Regions from separate parts of the Homo sapiens genome. Here region 2 is linked to region 1. A link is an interaction called in ENCODE POLR2A ChIA-PET data of the cell type or tissue named here. Cell type or tissue: IMR-90. All regions are shown on one strand. Each heading gives the region's core, and the rest is flanking DNA. Links, peaks and the distances in the headings are about the cores only.

The links. Peaks named below come from ENCODE experiments on the same cell type or tissue, not always from the same donor. Only the 100,000 strongest peaks of a DNase experiment are listed, where the experiment ranks them.
Region 2: POLR2A ChIA-PET joins it to region 1 with 15 read pairs; 4 of 35 experiments call an interaction of 5 or more read pairs at or near these places.

Annotation. Positions count from the first base shown.
Region 1 is chr2:30,457,446-30,469,256 of GRCh38, reverse strand. All of the region lies in intron 1 of LCLAT1 (lysocardiolipin acyltransferase 1), which reads right to left. Among named protein-coding and RNA genes, the nearest start is that of LCLAT1, 16 kb to the right of the region's middle. In IMR-90, for the core only: no CTCF peak of the experiment used is centred there; no DNase peak of the experiment used is centred there.
Region 2 is chr2:30,369,129-30,380,939 of GRCh38, reverse strand. No RefSeq gene overlaps it. Among named protein-coding and RNA genes, the nearest start is that of LINC01936, 28 kb to the right of the region's middle. In IMR-90, for the core only: no CTCF peak of the experiment used is centred there; a DNase peak (open chromatin) is centred at 6,999; H3K27ac peaks cover 1,365 bases.

The sequences.
Region 1 (11,811 bases), core at 2,607-10,606:
CAACTGGACTGCATCCAGATGAAACACTTTTGCACGTGAAAGACCACCATCAAGAAAATGAAAAGACAACCCACAGAATGGAAGAAAAATTCACAAGTCAAGGGTCTAGTATCCAGAATACATAAAGAACTCTTACAACTCAACAACAAAAAGACAAATAACTTTTTTAAATGAGTAAAGGACTTGAATAGATATTTCTCCAAAGAAAACATACAAATGGTTGATAAGCATAAGAAAAGCTACTCAACATCATACATCATTGGGGAAATGCAAATCAAAACCACAATGAGATATCACTATATACCCACTAGCATGGGCACAATTTTAAAAATGGAAAATAACAAGCATTGGTAAGGATGCAGAAAATTTGCAACCCTCATATATTGCTGGTGGGAATGTAAAATAGCAGTTTCTCAAAGAGTTAAATAAACCTTGAAAACATTATACTAAGTGAAGAAGACACAAAAGGTCACGTATTGCATAATTTCATTTATATGAAATATTCAGAATAGGCAAATCCATAGAAATGAAAGCAGACTGGTGGTTGCCAGAGGCTGGGTAGAAGGGAGCAACTGCTTAATGGTACACAGTTTCCTTTGAGGTGATAAAAATGTTTTGAAACTAGACAGCAGTGGTGGTGGCACAACACATGAATGTACTCAATGCCACTGATTTGTCCACTTTAAAATGCTTAATTTCTTGTACAGTAAATTTCACCTCAATTAAAAAAAAAACAGATATATATCAAATGGCTATTTTTTTTCCCAACTATCCACAGTGGAGGTCATTTACAAATGACCACAATGGAAATTTCAATTAATTTTGCAGGGCAATTGCCAAGTCAATCCTAAGCCAAAAGAACAAAGCTGGAGGCATCACACTACCTGACTTCCAACTATACTACAAGGCTACAGTAACCAAAACAGCATGGTACTGGTACCAAAACAGAGAGAGAGACCAATGGAACAGAACAGAGCCCTCAGAAATAATACCACACATCTACAACCATCTGATCTTTGACAAACCTAACAAAAACAAGAAATGGGGAAAGGATTCCCTATTTAATAAATGGTGCTAGTGCTGGCAAAACTGGCTAGCCATATGTAGAAAGCTGAAACTGGATCTCTTCCTTACACCTTATACAAAAATTAATTCAAGACGGATTAAAGACTTAAATGTTAGACCTAAAACCATAAAAACCCTAGAAGAAAACCTAGGCAATACCATTCAGGACATAGGCATGGGCAAGGACTTCATGTCTAAAACACCAAAAGCAATGGCAACAAAAGCCAAAACTGACAAATGGGATCTAATTAAACTAAAGAGCTTCTGCACAGCAAAAGAAAGTACCATCAGAGTGAACAGGCAACTTACAGAATGGGAGACAATTTTTGCCATCTACTCATCTGACAAAGGGCTAATACCCAGAATCTACAAAGAACTCAAACAAATTTACAAGAAAAAAATCAAACAACCCCATCAAAAAGTGGGCGAAGGATATGAACAGACACTTCTCAAAAGAAGACATTTATGCAGCCAACAGACACATGAAAAAATGCTCATCATCACTGGCCATCAGGGAAATGCAAATCAAAACCACAATGAGATACCATCTCACACCTGTTAGAATGGCGATCATTAAAAAGTCAAGAAACAACAGGTGCTGGAGAGGATGTGGAGAAATAGGAACACTTTTACACTGCTGGTGGGACTGTAAACTAGTTCAACCATTGTGGAAGACAGTGTGGCGATTCCTCAAGGATCTACAGCTAGAAATACCATTTGACCCAGCCATCCCATTACTGGGTATATACCCAAAGGATTATAAATCATGCTGCTATAAAGACACATGCACACATGTTTATTGTGGCACTATTCACAATAGCAAAGACTTGGAACCAACCCAAATGTCCATCAATGATAAACTGGATTAAGAAAATGTGGCACATATACACCATGGAATACTATGCAGCCATAAAAAAGGATGAGTTCATGTCCTTTGTAGGGACATGGATGAAGCTGGAAACCATCATTCTCAGCAAACTATTGCAAGGACAAAAAACCAAATACCACGTATTCTCACTCATAGGTGGGAATTGAACAATGAGAACACTTGGACACGGGAAGGGGAACATCACACATCGGGGCCTGTCGTGGGGTCGGGGGAGAGGGGAGGGATAGCATTAGGAGATATACCTAATGTAAATGACGAGTTAACGAGTGCAGCACACCAACATGGCACATGTATACATATGTAACAAACCTGCACGTTGTGCACATGCACCCTAGAACTTAAAGTATAATTTAAAAAAAATAAAAAATAAATTTTGCAGGGCAAGCTTCTGATTATAATACAATAAAACTAAGAGTAATTCAAAACAAACAACCCTAAAGATTTGAAATTCTTAAGCCTTCCTAAATAACTGTTGAATTAATGAAAAAATTAAAAATATATAAGACTTGTAGTTCCCATATGCTGATGTTAATCCAGATTACCAGGGGGTGGGGAGCTTGTTAAAAATGCAGAAGCTCAGGCCCTATACCCAGTGTTAAGTAGAATTGGAATATCTGCATTTTTAATAAGCCTGCCAGCTGAGACTGATATTCACCAAAGTTTAGAACCAGTGCAACAGAATATTTAGAAAAAATATAAAGACATCGCATATCAAAAGTTACAGGATTCATACAAAGCTGTACTGAAATAGTTTCTAAAATAGTATTTAAATAAACAGAACATAAACTAAGCAATGCAAATTTTAAAATCAAGCAGTCAAATTTTTAAAATAAAAGGTGTGATTAAAAAACAAAAATAGAAATATGGATGACAGTAAAAATGATTGATTAGATAACAACACACAGAAAGGGTCAGGCACATTGACTCATGCTTACAATCCCAGCACTTTGGGAAGCCAAGGTGGGAGGATCACTTGAGTCTAGGAGCTCCAGCCCAGCCTAGGTGGCAGTGAGACCCTGTCTCAAAGAAAAAAAAAAGAAAGCAGGAAAGAAAGAAAAGAAAAGAAAAGAAAAAAAGAAAACACAGAAAAAACAGCGGAACTTTAAAATGAGCTTGGTTCTTTATGAAAAAATTTACAAAGTCCTAACAATTCTAATAAAATAAAGAATTATCAAATAGGTAAAAGCAGAATTAGGAAATTTAATCATTTTTAATAAAGCAAGAAAAATAGTTTGTCAGCAAACTGAAAAAATACAACTCATCTAGACAACTCTAAGGAGTTACTTTATCAAAAATATAAGAAATTATATGTCAGTAAAAAAAATCAGAAAAAAATTAATTGTAACATTAGTTATATAATCTACCACTTGGTTGAAAAAAATAAAATTTGGGGAAAGTTTTAACAAAATGCAATGGACTTGAAATTCTTTCTGTTAAAGAAGACTTTTGTTCTTTCATGCCACTTCACTAATAAGAGAAATAAATACACTTTATTGTCCTCAATTCAAAAGCAAATCTCAAAATAATATAAATGATTCTAAATTACTCACTTTCCAGGCTTAAAAAAAGTCAAAATATTTCCTTATTAACTTTACTATTGAGGTTAACTTTTCATTTTAATGTCATTTTGGTAGAGTGTTTAGCCTGTTATTCAACACTGAGAACCAATAAATAACGGTGATTAGCAAAGAGTAGATAAGAATTAAGTGCTATTCACAATAATTAACATAGTAAATATAATGAATGAATCTTTCTTGTTTTAATAAAAGGGGCACAGCCCTTTTGTCTTTAGGGTGTACAGTAGTTTCCTATCGCTGCTGTAACAAGTTACTTGGTGGCTTAAAACAGAAAGTTATTCTCTTCCACTCCTAGAGGCCAAAAAAAGTCTGAAAGCAGTATCATTAGAACAAAAGCAAGGTCACACTCCCTCCAAAGGCTCCAGGTGAGAATCTGTTCCTTGCTTATTCCAGCTGTTGATGGCTGTGGGAATGCCTTGACTTGTGGCCGTTAACACTCAAATCTCTACCTCCTGGTCCAACTGCCTCCTCCTCCTCTGTGTACGTATAATCTCCCTCTGCCTCACTTTGATAAACATACACAGGATTGCTTTTAGGGACCACTCACATAATCCAGGATAAGTGCCCTAGACATCAAGATCCTCAATTTAATTACAAAAACCATTTTTTTTAACATACAAGGTAACATTTCACAGGTTCCAGGATTAGGACTTGAATATTTTAGAGAACCATTTTCAGCCTACCACAGAGGATCTCTTTAAAAACCTAACAGGCCTGGCCAGGCATGGTGGCTCATGCCTGTAATCCCAGCTCTTTGTGGGCAGACTGCTTGAGCTCAGGAGTTTGAAACCAGCCTGGGAAACATGGCAAAATTCCATCTCTATGTAAAAAATAAAACAAAAAGTAAATAAAAATTTAAAAAGAACAAAAACAAAAAAACCCTAATAGGCCAAGCCTTTTCGTCAGGAATTAGATACTATCCTAGTCTCCAGATTTACAATGACAAGGTCATAGGCCTTCTGACCCTAGACACTGCAAACAAACACCACTGAAATTAACTCGGGAATTTCATCAGGTGCACAGGAAACTATCACAGGGTATATCCATTTGCCCCAAGAATACAAGAGAAGTTTTGTCTGTTTCACTGTATGAGTTAAATTCTGCTCAAATTTTGTAGTCTCAAACTACCTATCTGCACGTATCTGACATGCAAATAAAAACAGAGCGTTCTTTCTCTTCTACATTGGTAAGAAGGGGTCTTTTTGTTGGCAAGATTTTCTTATTGCCCCAACATACTTTATAGAGTTGGGTAATAATAAACTAAGTTTTTAAATAAATTTGAGACAAACTACTTTCCAAAGGCAGCAAAATTTATTTTTATCCTCTAAATTTTTCCAGACACACAATTTCAAGACCCACTAGCCCTTGAATCTCCTCCAGAATCAAGCAGTTTCATTCCATAAAATCAAAATAAATTCCAGATGAATTAAAGAGTTACATGTAAAATATGAAAACATTATAGAATTACAATAGGAAAATGGGCCAAGAATCAAGAGTCACATACAAAAATGAACACTAAAAAAAAAGGGAAAGAAATCAGACTAATATGTAGCATGACACCATGTTTCCAATTACTTTTTCATATTTGACAATGATAGTATCCAGCAAAGTGAGGGCATAGGAAAATAAGGCCTCAAACATACAATTGCTAAGAGAATCAACTGATAGAGCCCTTTTAAAAGGCAAATTCAGCATGGCTGGCAAATTATAAAACACATATACATTTTTACACAATAATTTCATTCTAATCTATCCTACAAAAGTACTCATAAAAGTAAGAAAAGATAAAAATGCTCACGGAGGCACTATTTGTATGTGAAAATTAGAAATAGTATAAACGTCCATCAACAGAGAAATGGTTAAATTATGGCATAGCCATATAACTGGAATATTATGCAACCAGTTTTTAAAAAGTGAAGCACAGTCATCTAATATCCATGGGGGATCTGTTCCAGGGCCTCTTGAGGACATCAAAATCAACATATGCACAAGTTCCTTATATAAAATGACATCATATTTGCATATAGCCTGCTCACATCCTCCAAAATACTTTATCTCTAAATTACTCATAGTATCTAATACAATGTAAATGCTATATAAATAGTTATATTGTTTAGGGAACAATGACAAGAAAAAAGTCTGTACATGTTCAGTGCAGAGGCAATTCTTTTTCAAATATTTTTGATCCATGGTTGGTTGAATCTATGAATGCAAAACCTGTGGATACAGAGGGGCTGACTATACATTAACATAAGCAGTCATTCAGAAAGGTAGACATGACCCGTGAAGTGAAGAAAGCAACTTACAAAATAATGAATGACTCTGTTTTTAATTAAAGGAGAAAACAAAAAAAGAAATCTCTATGTATGATAACGTTTATATATTAATAGAAACCATGTTTTCAAAAAATCTTATGACATGGGAAAATCCTAATAATATAAAGTGAAAAAAGTAGGTTACAAAATTGTATAGGTAATGACATAAATAAAAGTAGCATAATAAAAATAAACATGGTTATCAACTATCTCTGAGTAATGTAATTCTGATCTGTTCTTCATATATTTTTTATAAATATATAAATGTATAAATATTACTTATATAGCATTCAAGTTGACTTTTTTTATTAAGAGAGAGGATCTTGCTATGTTGCCCAAACTGGTGTTGAACTCCTGAGCAACTAAAGCAATCCTCCTGCCTCAGCCTCCCAAGTAGCTGGCACTCCCAAGTAGCTGGTCAGGAGAGATTCTAACCCTAAAAAATACCAAGAGATTGGGTATAATGATGTGAGTTCATGTACAAAGAAGACTTTTTAAAACTATCTATTTACCAAAACTTATCTATGCTAAAGAATGCTCCCTATTCAGACTGGTTACTTTGAATATGTTTATTCTCATGTTCTACTACCAAAAAATTTTTGAACTTTTATAGTTTAAAATTTCCTTTGATCAGCTCACGTAACACAAAAAAAGGTAATTCTTATAACATAATCACCCAACCTTATCACGCAGGCTAGCCCCGAAATAGATTTTGGTTCATTCTAAACAACTCTAGCTTCAAAGGACAAAGCTTTAGCACAAGCTCTGTCAGTTAAAAGACTATGCTGCAACTTTCAACTTGTCTGGGGACAAGGAATAGACCCTGGTTTCAGAAGTTTCCCCCAGATAAACTTAAGTATTCATTGTCATCAGCACTGCCTTTCCAGTTCACTCATGGTCTTCCTGAGCAGAAGGGTCCTCCCCTCAGTCACAATTCTCAAAATCCTACCATCTCTTCAATGCTAAGCTCAAGATACACCTGCTTAGTGAAGCTGTGCCCCTTTTGAACTCTAGAAGCATCTTATCACCTGTACTACTGACTTGGTCAGCATGTGTTATTTTTATACGGACATTCTTTTCATATACTCTAACTTTCCAATTATACACTTTCATCTCCAGTGCAACTTACTGGAGATACAAACTGAGTGCCCCATCCAAGAAACACAATAGGTGCTTGTTTTCTTTTGTTGTATATAAAGACTGGGACAGCATTAATTTGAGCCTATTGGACTCCAGTGGGCCTTGAATGGCTGCCTGCAAATAATGGGTTTTATCCTACAGTAATGGAGAGTAACTGAAAGTTCTGAGTTCAAAAATGATGTGATAAAAGTTTAATTTAGGCCGGGCGCGGTGGCTCACGCCTGTAATCCCAGCACTTTGGGAGGCCGAGGCGGGCGGATCACGAGGTCAGGAGATCGAGACCATCCTGGCTAACACAGTGAAACCCCGTCTCTACTAAAAAACACAAAAAAATTAGCCGGGCGTGGTGGCGGGCGCCTGTAGTCCCAGCTACGCGGGAGGCTGAGGCAGGAGAATGGCGTGAACCCGGGAGGCGGAGCTTGCAGTGAGCCGAGATCGCGCCACTGCACTCCAGCCTGGGCGACAGAGCGAGACTCCGTCTCAAAAAAAAAAAAAAAAAAGTTTAATTTAGAAAAAGTGGTCCACAGCAGCCAGATTAGAGGAGGGTAATAATGTCTACAGCAAGGAAGATAGTTGGCCCAACCCAAAGGGTTAAGTAAAGGGCTTTAAAGTCAGAAAGCACTGACTTCTCCAACACTTCCTTGCTCTGTGACAATGGGCAAGTTATGGCTTTCCTTACCAGTAAAACAAAGATGATAAAATCAGACCTGGGCCAGGCCTGGTGGCACACACCTGTAGTCTCAGCCACTCAGGAGGCTGAGGCAGGAGGACCGCTTCAGCCTAGGAGTTCAAGACAAGTGGAGGCAACATAGTGAGACCCCGTTTCAAAAAACAAACAAACAAAACACCAACAACAACAAAAACACCAAAAACTAACTAGAAACAAATAAAAAAAAATCTAGGTCTTACCATGGTGGGCATTACATGAAATAATGCATGCAGCGCACATACCACAATGCCTGTCAAAGGGTAAGCACACTGCACTCTGAGACCAATTCTCTGACACCAACTAGGTGTCCTACAATTCAACTCAATTCTGACACTACCTGGAGTTCGTATCAGATCCCACAAGTTAAAGAGCAAGGTTTCCAACAAGACTGCCCTCACTTCAGTTATCCCCATGCTATCCACACTAATGTCCAACTTGGCTACAAATTCAGAGATTCCCAAAACCTCCCTTCAGTTTCAACGATTCTCACAGAAATCAGTGAAAGCACTATACAATCACAGTTTCATTATAAAGGCTACAACTCAGGAACAGCCCAATGGAAGAGGTGCACAGAGCAAGGGCAAGGTCTAGGAAAGAGGGCAGAGGGATGCAAAGCTTCCCTGCTCTCCCCTGAAGAAATCCAGGTGTCATCTTCCTAGCAAACCAGTATGTTCACTGCTATTCCAGGGTTTTTATATGGGGCTTCATGACCTAGGCATCAGTGATTAAATCACTAGCCAGATGACTGGGCTCTGCTATCTAGTCACTGCCCCCTCCCCAGAGACCAGGGGATGGGGCTAAAAGTTCCAAGGTCTCTCTGATGTGGACAGCTCCTTTCCTGAACTATCTAAGGGCCCACCCAGAGTCACCTTATTAGGATAAACTCAGGTGTGGTCAAAAGAGACTCTTGTTATGAATAACAAAAGATACATCTATAAGGAAATCCCAAGATTTTTTGAAGCTCATTGTCAGGAACCGAAGACAAAAGCCAGATATAATAGATTCTTCATCATATCACATACACAAGAAATGGAGACTATTATTTCAGAAACCGACTAGTAGACTACTGAAGTAACGCAAGCATAAAGATCAGGAGAAAAAACATCAAAAGCATTACAAAAGCAGCAGCAATAGAAAAAGGCTGAGGGGGAGGGTGTCGAAATTATCTAAGAAGGTTCAAGCCTGGACAATTAAATAAACAGAGACAGACATAACCTGGCAGGTAACTGAATATGGGATTGAGAATGAATTTAGTTTTAATCAAATTGAGACTGAGGTGGCAGCCAGAGATTGCAGATGAACACTGGGCAGATGGAGATCATGAGCCTAGAGATGAGAGAGGACATGGCCAGAATCAGTTGTCAGTTATTCACACAGATGAACCCCCGCTGGACTCCCCAAACCCTCACTGTTTCAAAAGGAGGATACTAGCTAATGGTATCACATAAGCTCCTATGTCAAACAAAAGCAAGTTACTGCATGCAGCAGAAAGTGTAAGGGATAACCTCCAAAAAATTTAATATTTTCGACTCTAAACAAAATGGTACCTAATCTTTAAAATAAAGATCCAAAAAGAATCACACAACCAAATGCCAAACAGAAATGCTGGGTTTGTTCTTTCACAGAAATGTGTTATTTTATTTTCTAAAAAAGGACATTTATCTCCCTCCAATAGAAATGAATGCTTATTTTTCAATGAAAAGGTTATAGAACAAGCATAGAACATGTCAACAATACAACATAAACAGGAACAAACTATGATCAATTCAAAAAGCTTTGTGTTCAGATATATGAAGCAAGACAAAAACCTCAAGCATCTAAATCATTACAAAGACTTACCCAAAGCTTTTAGAGTCCTGCTTTATGAAGTACGTGCAGTAGCTAGAAACTGCCTCGTTAATTGACCATGGGTTCAGAAGCACCACAATTTCCCTTCCCCTGGAATGCATATATCACATCATCCATTTGTTGCCAGCTTCCCAGAAGAGAGTACCCACTCTGTTTTTCAGCCTGTGAACAGGACAAATGGGAGAAAAAAAGAGAAAGCAGAGTTTGGGAACAGTGCACCGGGCTCATCAGATGGTTCATGGAGTAAACAGATTACGGGCCCAGGGACCTGAAACATCTGAGTACTGAATGGATTAATGCACAGGGCAACTCAGGAAGCTGGGTCATAGTGCTTAGGAAGGGAATGCCAAAAGACTGAGGTGAGAGCCCAATATGCATGCCACCTCTACAAAGTTCCAGAGAGAGAGGGCAGCTGAAATGTTAACACTGGCCAGGTCCTTGGAGCTTCTGCTTCTCCCTGAGCCAGAATGTGAACAGCAAGGGCAAAATCACAGCCTAGATCCCAACCCAAGAAAAAACAGGTAAGGGGCAGCTCCTTTCCCCCACACTTTGTAACACATAGGGTATTCAAGTTTCAAAGATGGCTAGAGGAACCCAAAGACCTTCCTAAAGAAGGAAAGCAAGCATGACCACATGCTGCTCATTTCCTGGATCCTGATTCTACTGCCAAATTACAAAAACCATTTTATTTTGCATAAAACTTTAAAATACGTTTGCAGTAGAGAAACTCTTGCTTTTGTTTATAGTAATTTCCTTATATCAGAATGAATGTTACTCAGTTATAAATATAAGTATATACATACCTACATTTATAGGTATATAGGTAAGCTTCTTACATTCACACAGTAGACTTTGCACTGAGGCTTACTTTCATTATCCTAATGGCATAGTAGCTGGGAATGCCCCTGTCTTGAAGGACCCACCAACCCAATCCAACTACACTATTCACAGTAGACCAAGGTTTTCCCTTGGACCAGTACTGATTTTGGGAGATTTAAATTCTCAGTTTCTGAGTATCCTTTCTTCAGACTCAACCAGTTCACCAGGTATATTCCACTTCCACCCACCATCACTCTCCACTCCCAATAAAACACTTAAGTAAAACAATAAATACTGAGGGTCAGAAGGAAAAGTCAATTTAAATAACATCCTTGAGACATCATTCCAGTTCCTCCCTCTTCCTCAATCACCCTACCTCCCTACTCATCCAAAAATTGCTCTTGAAACTCCCAACAGCTATTCCTAGATTAGGCAAAATCCAACCCTTCCCAGTTCCTACTCCCTGAGGAGCATGCCCAAATCTACCAAGGTCCTTGGCAGCACTAAAGCCTTCTGTCTATCAAGATCCACCCTCCAAATTGTTTTAAAGCAAAAAGATCATAGCACACTTCCAGCCCTAATGCTTCTTCCTAGTACAAAGCCAGACAGAGCAGGGTCTTCTCAACCACTGTTTACTGAATTGAATTACCAGGATGCTATTCTAACTAACTGCTCACCATATCAAACTTCTACATTTCCCTTTCTCAGAGCAGCAAGGTCACTGCATATTAGAAATGTCTACCTCTCCAAAAGCAACTATTGTCAGCTACTACACTCTATTCTTTCCAATTATTGCCAGTGAAACTTACAACCTAACAACCAAGTGAAAAGTTGCCTCTTTTTTTTTTTTTAACAATATGAAATGAAGTCTCAGGAAGGCAAAATTAGTTGCCCACAGTCTTCTAATAAAGAGTTTTTTAAAAAGAATTCTTATGTTATACGAGGTACTATGAGAAGTGTGTAACTTACAACATCTCTTTTAATCCTCACACTAACCATGCAAAGAAAATAATACTATAAATTCCTTTTTATAGGAAGTAACACACGCTTAGGTTAAAAAATAAAATTCCGTGACCCAAATCGCAACAGTAAATGGGATTCAAACTCAGGCTAAATTTGGAGTTCAATCTGTTAAAGGATAACTGAAAGAAACAAACAAAAAGGTGGCACTGTGTCTCTCATGCAAATATAAAATCAACACCTCTATCTATAACTCTAATTAGGGAACAAATAAGATGTTCCAATTGGTTCAAATGAGAATCCAAAGAGCAGACACATACTTAGGCAATGGGAAATACTGAAATGAATTTGCTTAACAGATAAAAAACTGGCTTCTTCCACAAAAGAGAAAAAGAAAACCATTGTACTTCCAACAAACATCCTTTGCATGTAAAAGGGCAAGAATAATTTGTATTATTGTTATTCACAACTTACAAGGTTGTAAAATAC
Region 2 (11,811 bases), core at 2,497-10,496, 88 kb after region 1:
CTGTTGGCCTAGTAATAATAATAATACAGATGCTTCTCAACTTATGATGTGGTTATGTCCCAATAGACCCATTGTAAGTTGAAAATATCATAAATAGAAAATGCATTTAATGCACTTAACCTACTGAACCTCATAGCCTAGCCTAGCCTACCTGAAATGTGCTCAGAACACTTACATCAGCCTACAGTAGGGCAATAACACTGAACCTATTTTATAATAAAGTGGTGAATATCTCATGTAATTTATTGAATACTGTATTGAAAGGGAAAACGAGAATAGTTGGATGGGTACTCAAAGTAGAGTTTCTAATGAAAGTGAATCTCTTTTGTGCCATTGTAAAGTAAAAAAGTTAAGTCAAGTCATTGTAAGTTGGGGAGCATCGGTAATAATGATAACTACATTTTAAAACAATAGGAGCTCAAGCTCTAGAGCCAGATCTCCTGGATTCAAGCTTATCTCCACCATTTACTGGTTATGGAGCATAGCCTTAGTTTTTCATCTCTAAAATAGAAACCACAATATCTAACTCATTGGGCTGTTAGGAGGATTGAATAATATAATTCATATAAAGCACTTAAAGTAACTGCCATAGGTAAATGCTAAATAAATGTGAGATCTCTCTCTTTCTCTCTCTAGGAAACAGAATGTGAGGCCCATGCCTTTTAAAAATTATTTATTTATTTTTTGGAAACAGGGTCTTTCTCTGTCGCTCAGGCTGGAGTGCAGTGGTGTGATCACAGCCCATTGCAGCCTTGACCTCCTGGGCTCAAGAGATCCTCTCATTTCAGCCTCCTAAGTAGATATAACTACAGGTGCTCACCACCATGTCAAGCTAATTTTTAAAAATTTTAAATTTTTCATAGAGATAGGGTCCTGCTTTCTTGCCCAGGCTGGTCTCAAATGCATGGCCTCAAGTGATCCTCCTGAGTTGGCCCCACAAAGTGCTGGGATTATAGGCATAAGCCACCACATCTGGCTGGCCCATGCCTTTTTGAAGCCTATAATCAAATGGAATTTTCTAGAATTTTCTAAGAGTCCTCATATTCATGATCTTATTTTGTACTTATAGCTCTTTGTAGGGTGGTGGCGGGTGGTAACTGTGTTTTATAGACAAGGAAATTGGGACTAAAAGAGTACTAGTTAGAAAATGGAAAAGGCTGGATTGGGATGCAGCTCTCCTGACATTTCATTCTTTCTACCTGGCCTTTCTACTGAGAGGCCAGAAGTGGAGGGGATAAGGATTTGGCAATCAGATAGAACAGGCTTAAAAGCCAGCTCTGCCACTTATTAACCTTGCACACACTAAGAAAAGTTGGAGGTCTCTGAGCTTTCATTTTCTCAACTGCTGAAAAGGAAAATAATTTTTCATACATTACCTAATTGAGGTAAAAAAGGATTTTAATCAAAGCTGATTAGAGTATGGTAAAATAAGCACTCATATAGGGTGAACACTGTCATTTTCTTATGAGGAATATCTCAAATACAGAAAAAGCTTTATGCACAGGGTTGTTCATCACAATACTATCTAAAAAACACAGTTTGGAAAAAACAACATGTTCAATAGCAGGAAAATAGAAAAATAAATTGTAGTATAGTCACACAATCGGGTAATATATAGCCATTAAAAACGACATTTACAAAGTTAATAACACACTGCGTTTACTGTTAGATCAATAAATCATGCCTTGTCTTCCTCTTTGAGTTTGTTTCATTTTAATCAAAGTTACACATGGATTAAAAAGACAAATAGTTCAACAACGCTTGTTAAGAAAAACAACAGTTCCCCTGGTCACCTGTCTCCAGACGCAACAATAGTCTTTAACTCCTTCTGCTGAATATTTGTTTTTTTTTATCTACCTAAAATAATAAGATTTTATTGTTACTTCTTGATTTTTTTGACACCCAGATAAAGGGACCAGAAAGAGGAGGTCTCTGCCTCTGTCCTTTTCTCAATTTTCGTAATGGAGTGAATCGATCAGCAATGCTGGAAGAATCTCTCCCACAGTGTCTGTCCCTAGGAGTGGAACACATATTCTCTCTCCACCATATAAAATGTACAAGGAAGAGAGAAGCATTTTTCTCCTAAGCTTTGAAGCGTATGAAGTAGCATAGGAGAGATGTTTCTGGTCTAATATTGAGTAGGAAAGGTAGCCAATGTGATTTCAATTAGGTTCACGTGGATAAAGGGCCAGGAGGAAACCAGCAACTGCTGTATTAGCAGTGATTCCTAGGAGGTAGATTTATAGGTAATCTTTTACTCCCCACCACCACTTCATATTTCTATAATAATCATTCCGTTCTTTTATCATAGATAAAATATTTAGTTCTAAAAAGCTGATGAAAATCCTATTTACTTTCCACAGTTGTTGTAAGGCCACACCCACAAAGAGTCTACTACGTATCAATTAGGTACCTCAGAGGTGGCAGCTTCCTTTCCTCCTTCAGCCCTGACCATCCTTGTGGCCTCTGCTCCTTGTAGAATGATGATGAGGTGAACATGTGCAGTTGGATCCAGGAGTAAATCATCAGGGTGCTATTGAACTGACATTGGTATTTGATTCTTCAGCAGTGTCACATTAGAGAACCTGCAAGGACATTAGGATCCATGATGAGGGTGGCCAGACCAGAGCTGGGCGCAGCTAACAGGAAATCTCAGCCTCCTACACCCAGGGCCACTCCTATCTACTGATGAGCCAGTCCCACACCGACCCAGCTGGGAAGAAAAAAATGGGTCCTGGGCTGGCGCGGTGGCTCATGCCTATAATCCCAGCACTTTGGGAGGCTGAGGTGGGTGGATCACCTGAGGCCAGGAGTTCAAGACCATCCTGGCCAACATTGTGAAACTCCATCTAACAATACAAAAATTAGCTGGGCGTGGTGGTGCGTGCCTGTAGTCCCAGCTACTCGGGAGGCTGAGGCAGGAGAATTGCTTGAACCTGGGAGGTGGAAGCTGCAGTGAGCCGAGATCGCGCCACTGCACTCCAGCCTGGGCGACAGAGTAAGACTCCGTCTCAAACAAACAAACAAACAAACAAACAAAACAAACCAACGAACAAACAAAACTGGTCCTGGCAGGAGAACTGTGGAGGCAGGTGAAGGGCTGAGGCTTGTGGGGACAGGGATGGCTGAGAGGGGGTTGCACCAGAAGGGGTATGAAAGAAGGTAATACTAAGGAAGCTGAGTCTCCCAGTTTAGGCTCCCCCAGAAGCAAACTCTGAAGCAAGGATTCAAGAGCAAGTAGTTGATTTGGCAAGTGCAGGGGCATGGGGAAGTGGAACAGGGACGGGAAAACCAATAAAGAATTTATACCTGTTGGCCCGGTGTAACTTAGTAGCGCCCTAGGTTATCAAGCAGTTACTCCTGTGTGCAACCGGAGCATAATCGTATGGGGAAGTTCTGAGAAATGACATAAAAGACATACCTCACAGCCATCCCATCTTAGGGGTGCAGTTGCAAGGCTATTTGTATACATATCCCTCTCATCGGTGGGTGAAGGCTGCTCCCAGGAGATGTCAATTCCCTGCCATTAGAGCCTGGTGTGCACTTGGATAGAAAAGCTTTCTGTGGTTTCTCAAACACTCCTCAAGTGAATAGAGGCAGCTCCTGGCAGTTGGAAAACTGGAGGAACACACTGAATTGGTAAGGCCCGAGGGTGGGCCCTGCTACTTACCCACCCCTGGGTTGAGGGTATGGTATCATTTCCCAGCTGGTGGGTCAGTAAAAGTTAGTTATCTTTGTAGAGTGGCCATGTAATTTATTATCAGAACTATGACACTTTTAAAAGGGGTCACTATTAACAATTATGCTGGGACAACAGGTATGAATGGGGATGTTTCCAGGCACGCCATGTGGACGGTCACTCCACCTCTCTGGATACCCTTCCTATCTAGGCCTGTAAACTTCCTCCCTCTTGCTTTTTTGTGTTAACAAGTTCTGTAGTGATTAAAATAACTGAGGAAAAGGGCAGCCAGAGTCGTATCTGTGTGGTTGGATATATGACAAAGACTATGGAAGATATAAGGGATTCATTCATTCATTCATTTGCTCACCCGTCAAACACTAAATAACTACTCTGTTCCAGGCACTGTCCTAGACTTGCAGGCCACTGAGATGCCTAGGGCAGCATCCCTCAAAAGATTCTAGTCAAGCAGATGAGACAGATGTAGAATCCGATAAATTAGAATATAGAACTGAACTGCAATGCAAATGTTTTCCTAAATTATATATGGAACACAATGATAGCACTGAGAAAAGGGAGAGAAAGAAAATGTGTGGTGGGGGACTGTCAGGAAAGACTTTCTGGAGAAGGTGAAATGTGTACTTAGAAGGATTAAAAACAGTTTCTGTAAGAGCAAGAAGTGGAAGAGTTTCTAGGCAGAGGTAATGGTATATATATAGGCAAGGATGAACAAAATGAATATTTAATTGAACACCTACTATGCACCAGCATTGTTCCAGACCATGGGGAATTACTGATGACAAGACTCCTATTTTCAAATAATTGTACACCAATGATCATTGAATGGATAAACTAAATGTAGCATATACATGCTATAAAATATTACTTAATATAAAAAAGAATAAAATGTTGATACCCGCTACAACATGGATGAACCTTGAAAACATTATGCTAAATGAAATAAGCCAGTCACAAAAGAACAATATTGCAAGATTTTATTTGTATGAATTACTGAGAATAGGCAAATTCATAAAGACAGAAAGTAAAAGAGGGGTTACCAGGGGCTGAGGGGAGAAGGGACTGGGGAGTTATTATTTAATGGGTACACAGTTTCTGTTGGGATGATGAAAATGTTCTAGAAATGGATAGTGGTGATGATTGCACAACAATGTGAATGCACTTAATGCCACTGAATTGTACATTTAAAAATGGTTAAAATGGTCAATTTCCTGTCATGTATATTTTACCACAGTTTTTAAAAATTCCTATTTTCATAGAGCCTACATTTTGGAAGAGGAGATAGACAATAAATAAATGAACAGATAATAGACCAAGATAATTCTAGATTATGATAAGTAAAATGAAGGAAAAAGAGGGATAAGATGGAGGGACTAGAGGAGTTTATTTTGGGGTCCTCAACATGTGTTTACCAACAGCAGCTTGGTACCCCTAGAGAATTAAGACTAAGAGAAGAATCTTGGGAGACAGGGCTAGAAAAGTAGTTGGAGGCCAGGATCCACATTATGGAGAATCTTGTATATTAAGATGCTTTGGCTTTATCCTGAGAATCAACGAAGAAAGGCAGTCATGTGGTTAGCTTTGGCCACAGTGCATGGGAAGCATTGGTGGGTGAAGCCAGATGCAGAAACACATGTGTAGGAGGCTGTTTCTGCTATTCTGCTCTGTGGAGGGAGGCCTCAACTTGGATGGTGGCGGAGGAAAAGAGAGGTGGAGAAGTATTCCATGTGTAGAATCAACAAGGCCTGGGAACTGGTCAAATGTGGAAGTTGAGGGGCAGGAAGGAATCCAGGTTTCTGGCTTGGGAGACTGGGTGTGTAGCGATACATCAGCTAAGCTAAGGATCAGAGCTGAAGGAAAAGACGGCGAGTTAAGATTTAACATGTTGAGTTTGAAGGGTTTGGGGAAGCTGTTGCTAGAGGGCTCTGGAATGTGGGATTGACCGGCATCAGGAATATAGATTGTAAAGCCAGTGCAGTGGCTCACGCCTGCAATCCCAGTACTTTGGGAAGCCAAGGTGGGAGGATTGCTTGAGCTCAGGAGTTTAAGACCAGCCTGGGCAACATAGGAAGCCCCCATATCTACCAAAAAAAAAAAAAATTAGCCAAGCATGGTGGTGTGCACCTGCAGTCCCAGCTACTTGGGAGATTGAGGCAGGAGGATCGCTTGAGCCTGGGAGACAGAGGTTGCAATGAGCCAAGATTGTACCACTGCACTCCAGCCTGGGTGACAGAGTGAGACCCTGCTTCTTTCTTTATATATAATGGAATCACATACACTGAAGAAGGGTTAAAAACTACAAGGATAGCTGACAATTTCTCAGATGTGAGTACAGAGTGAGAAGAGGCCAGAATCAGGACCCTGGGATACACCTAGTAGAAAACAATGGAGATGCAGGGGAAAAGAGAAAAATGATCAGCAAGGCAGGTCATCAGGAGGCAGAAATAGTCAACAGGCAATCCCCATTCTATTGAGCAGTCAGGAGGTCCAGAAATTCTTTCCTGGCCCATAAAAGGATAGGCTGAGCCTACTAAGTGCTTCCATGTTGCCAGAACTCCTGGTCCTGGCAATGACCAATCTCCATTGTAATAATTGCCAGGCTAGGACTGTCTTCCCCACTAGGCTGGAGGCTCTGTGAGGACATCCCAGGCTAGTTGCTCTCACCATTGCTTCCCTGGTGCTCCACACAGTACCTGACATGCCATAGAGGCTCAGTGCTCTGGTAGATGAGTGCATACGTGAAAGAATGATTTAGTTAATTATTTTGGGGTGTGTTGGGGTGTGTGTGTGTGGTGTGTGTGGTGTGTATGTAAGGAGGATTTAGGGTATGAGTTACTGGAATTTGCACGGACAGGTAGCAGAGCTCTGTCAGCTGACAGTTCCCCTTGTCCCAGCTTTAACTTTTCTCCCTAGCTTGGGAAATGGCAAAGCTAGCAATACGTCTGTCCCTGTGCTGCTCCGAAGATACTGCGCGTCAACCTGTGGTGTCCCTTGTGGCAGCACGGGCAGCTTCATGCAGAACACGAAGGGGGCCGTTAGCCTGTTCTTTTTCCTGGCCCCACAGAAGTTTTGGACAGGCTGCCAGGGGCTGAGCCCGCGCAGCCCCAGTGCTGAGACAGAGAGAGGCTGTGACAGGAGGTTTTGGGGTGAGCTCACGCTGCCAAACCTGGAGTGGGGCCTCCAGCTCCCCTCTAGCACTATTTGTGTCTTCCTGCCTCCTCCCAAACCACTCATCCCAGCTGGGTCATAAAGAAGAGAACAATATAGCCACATATTTATAGTCTCTGTGAATCATTGGTGACTAATTTTTCCCATTTTGTCACCCCAAATAGTTTTCTCTTTAGGCTTCCAGTGAAGGCACAACACCAACCAATCATTTCCATGAAAATGTACATTTTTATTTTAAAAAATTCCTCTCTTAACACAAAACAGAATGTTCACAAATGCAAACATTTAACTGAACAATGACCAGCTTTCTTTCTTTAAAAGTGACATTTTTATCTGCACCCAGCTCAGGAGTGGCAGAGAACTTTCTCCACTGAATCTCTGGACTAGGAGGACATTCCGAGGCTCTGTGGTCTATCTTCTTCCACCCAGGGTAGATTTAAAAATGAAAAAATAAATAAAAAAATAAAAAAATTAAAAAATTTAAAAAAGGCCGTGTGCAGTAGCTCACACCTGTAATCCTAGCGCTTTGGGAGGCCAAGGTGGGTGGATCACCTGAGGTCAGGAGTTCAAGACCAACCTGGCCAATATGGTGAAACCCTGTCTCTACTAAAAATACAAAAATTAGCCAGGCTTGCTGGTGGGTGCCTGTAATCCTAGCTACTTGGAAGGCTAAGGCAAGAGAATCGCTTAAACCCGGGAGGCGGAGGCTGCAGTGAGCCGAGATCGCGCCACTGCACTCCAGCCTGGGCGACAGAGCAAGACTCTATCTAAAAAAAAAAAAAAAAAAAAAAAATTCCCAGGGTGAAAAGTATCACTGCTATTTTCCTATTTTCCACTGTGTTTGTTGGCTGGATCTCCTTAGCAAAGAAATGGTCTTTCAGCATTTTGGTTACATATCATTATGTTCCATTTAGTAAACTCAGCTTACAAAAAGGAGGCTGGGGCAGCCAGTTTCCAATGCCCCAGTGCCTGTGACATGTTCTCATTTAATACTAATTGCTCCCTGTAAAATTTGGCCTCTTGAATTTTGTTTTTCCATGATCAGCATTCTTTATGTCTCCAACCAAAAGGCTCCATCACTCATGCATAACTCAGATAATTTATTGCATTGCCTCTGAGGAATTTCTTTCTATGGCATGTTTCTAGAAAACTCATTCAACTCCCAAATAAAACAATGGAAGGATGGATGGGATGGGGTCAGGAGAAGGATCTGGAGAGATGTGGGGTAAAAGGAGAAAATATCTAAGGATGGTGTTTAATCAGAAAACAAGATTTTCAGTTAGCATTTCTAAATTGCTGAGAAGCTGGGTATGGTGGCTCACACCTGTAATCCCAGCACTTTGGGAGGCCAAGTCAGGCAGATCACGAGGTCAAGAGATTGAGACCATCCTGGCCAACATGGTGAAACCCTGTCTCTACTAAAAATACAAAAATTAGCTGGGCATGGTGGCGGGTGCCTGTAACCCCAGCTACAGCTGAGGCAGAAGAATCGCTTGATCCCAGGAGGTGGAGGTTGCACTGAGCTGAGATCTTACCACTCCACTCCAGTCTGGGCGACAGAGTGAGACTCCATCTCAAAAAAAAAAAAAAAGAAAAAATTGCTGAGAAATGAATTGACAAAGCTGTTTAGTACAGAAGAGAGTGTTCAGCTTAGAGATGGCCCATGTGTGTGTAAGGAGGTGACAGAAAGTGTGTTGAGAAGGTGCAGCCAGCTAAGTGGTGGGCACAGGCAGGGGGAAGTGGGAGAGAGAGTGGCTGGAAGGAAGGAGAGTCAGGAGGCCATTGGGCATCTGAAGAGCAGACAGGATGGGTTCTGGGAAGCCCTGGTTTCCCCTGACGTGGCTGTGGCCCAACCAAGCTCAAGCCTCACATCCTACACCTTTCCCCGAATTACTCCAGCTAGGACTGGCTGCCTCTCTCAACTCCCATTGCGTGAATGTGTTTGTGCAATAATTTAAGCTGGCAACCCACAGCCATTTGAGGCATGCAATGTCATTTTGCCCTTGAGAGCTCAAACTTGCTACTTTGGGTTTGATTCAGTTTCTTGTTCCCAGAAGCAAATGACTTTTCACCTCTGGATCTCCACCCAAAGCATGTTTGGACCATGGACCCAGGCAGGCTTCGAGGAGCCAGATTTTCCTGCCTGCCAGTTGAGGTTTGCCCGTGCTGATTTTACACATTCCTATTAGTTTTTAATGAGTATTTTGTTTTAGCTATAAAATAGCAACTGCAGAGCCATAAACTTAGAGATCACGTGGTTGGAAGTGCATGCTTTAATTTTCAAAGTATCTCTACATAGAACCAGGTTCCTAAACCTTTATTAACGCCTATCTTTGGTCAACTACTACACAAGAATTAATTGAGTGCTTACTTTATGCAAAGCCCCAAGCTAGATACTGTATTAGTCTGTTTTCACACTGCTGATAAAGACATACCCAAAACTGGGTAATTTATAAAGAAAAAGAGGTTTAGTGGACTCACAGTTTCACGTGGCTGGGGAAGCCTCACAATCACAGTGGAAGGCAAAAGGCACATCTTCCTTGGTGGCAGGGAAGAGAGAATGAGTACCAAATGAAAGGGGTTTCCCCTTATAAAACCATCAGATCTCATGAGACTTATTCACTATCAGGGAACAATATGGGGAAAACCACCCCCATGAGTCAATGATCTCCCACTAGGTCCCTCCCACAACATGTGGGAATTATGGGAGCTATAATTCCAGATGAGATTTGGGTGGGGACACAGGAAAACCATATCAGATGCTATAGAAGGCATGAAAAAAGTCCAACCCTCCTCTCAGGATTCGAGACAGGAAAGGATTGAAGAAGTGAGTACCAACCAGTTGACTACATCAAACCAAATGTACTCTCCCACCTATTGCTGGTACTCTATTGCCTCCCCAGCCTCATTTTTTTTCACCCTGTTGCCCTCTGTGCTCCAACTATCAGAAACTGAGAAGTTTCTAAAGAAAGTTGGGATGGGCCATGAAGAAGAAGACCTTCAAGTCCAGGTGAAGGATTTGTGCTTTGTACTTACTATAGAGCCTTTGGATTATTTGATTTTGTGAGGTTTGTTTTTTTTTTTTTGGACACTAGCAATTCCATATTATTGTCAAAGGCATTTCAGAACCTAGGACTAGCTCTGACCCTTGACTAGCACTTTCCAGAGTCTTTGATATTGGAAGTGTTAACAGATGTGTGATTTTTTTTTTTCCCAGTCAGGCAAAAAAGGGTAGTAGTCTCAAAGGAACCACATAACAAAGATACCAAATACTTGACTTTTGAGGCCCAAGGCCTCAATGCAGGTGTGAGACAGGAGTGATGGGTACCTAGTGGGTACTGTGCTCACTACCTGGGTGACAGATCATTTGTACCCCTAACCTCAGCATCATACAATAAACCCATGTAACAAACCTACACATGGAGTCTGAATCTAAAATAAAAGTTGAATTTGTTTGTTTGTTTGTTTGTTTGTTTTGTTTGTTTGTTTGAGATGGAGTTTCGCTCTTGTTGCCCGGGCTGCAGTACAATGGAGCGATCTTGGCTCACTGCAACCTCCGCCTCCCGGGTTCAAGCGATTCTCCTGCCTCAGCCTCCCGAGTAGCTGGGATTACAGGCATGCGCCACCACGCCTGGCTAATTTTGTATTTTTTTTTAAGTAGAGATGGGGTTTTACCATGTTGTCAGGCTGGTCTCGAACTCCTGAACTCAGGTGATCCACCCGCCTCGGCCTCCCAAAGTGCTGGGATTACAGGTGTGAGCCACCGTGCCTGGCCGAAAGTTGAAATTATTTTGAAAAGATATGATATGTAAAATCTTTATTTAATAGTTCTCCCTGTCCCCTGCCCCACCCCAGATCAATACCCTCTAAGCTGGAGAGGAGCAAGAGAGTTTAGGGAGCTAGATGCATCTTGGGAGGCCTGAGACCTGTTTCCTTTTGGGTCTTGGCGTGGAGGAGATGACAGGACACTCCTACAAGGACGGGGTTCAGGGAGGTGAGGACCATGTGTCACTTCCCTGGGAAAGCCTCGAGTGGTGCTGAGCCTCAGAGGGTCCTCTGGCACCATGGTGTGGAAGCTGCAGAGCAGAAGTAGAATGTGGCATGTCTAGGCAGAGAACCCCTGACCCCCATCCTACCCCTAGCCCTCCTTCTCACCCCAAACATCCAGGTTTACATGGCTCTTCCAGGGGGTGGAAGTGAGCACAGAGAGTAACCTCCAGGAAGCTGCCAGCCTGCAAAGGGGCTTTCAGCAGGAATGGGGGCATGGAGCAGAGAGGACGCTGCCAAAGGGAGCATCTGCCAGGATTGAACAAGGGCAGCCCCTGTAATGGCTTGGAAAAGGGACGTGTTTAAGGACCAGACAGAAACATGCTACATCTCAAAAAAAGAACTCGGGGCAGATTGAGCAGAGACATAGCCTCCCTTTTCCATGGATGCTCCAGATCCCGCCCTTGGCATCAACTCTGGGGAGTGAGTAAGAATGAAAATCTTAAATTTAATAGAATTGAATACTAAAATGATTGAGAAAATGACTTAAGGGACTGTTTTACTTGGAAGTAACTATACTAGTTTTTCTGCATCAGCCAAAATAAGAGCTTGAAATGAAAAATGAGACCAATTACAGAAAAATAAAGAAAATGACCTTGTACCTAGAGGAGCCTTCTGACTAGGGAAATCAAACCTTGCATTGATCAGGGGTTCAGGGGTTCACTACCTACACATGCCACACTCCATTTCTGCTGCCACACCGTGGTGGCCAAGAGGACCCTCTTCCAGCCGGTGCCCCATCCCATCCACTGAAACGTGCTAAACTGTGCTCCTATTTACAGAACTATGAGCCTTGTAAGAAAGCCAGCAACTGGCCAGGTGCAGTGGCTCATGCCTCTAGTCTCAGAACTTTGGGAGGCCAAAGTAGGTGGATCACGAGGTCAGGAGTTCGAGACCAG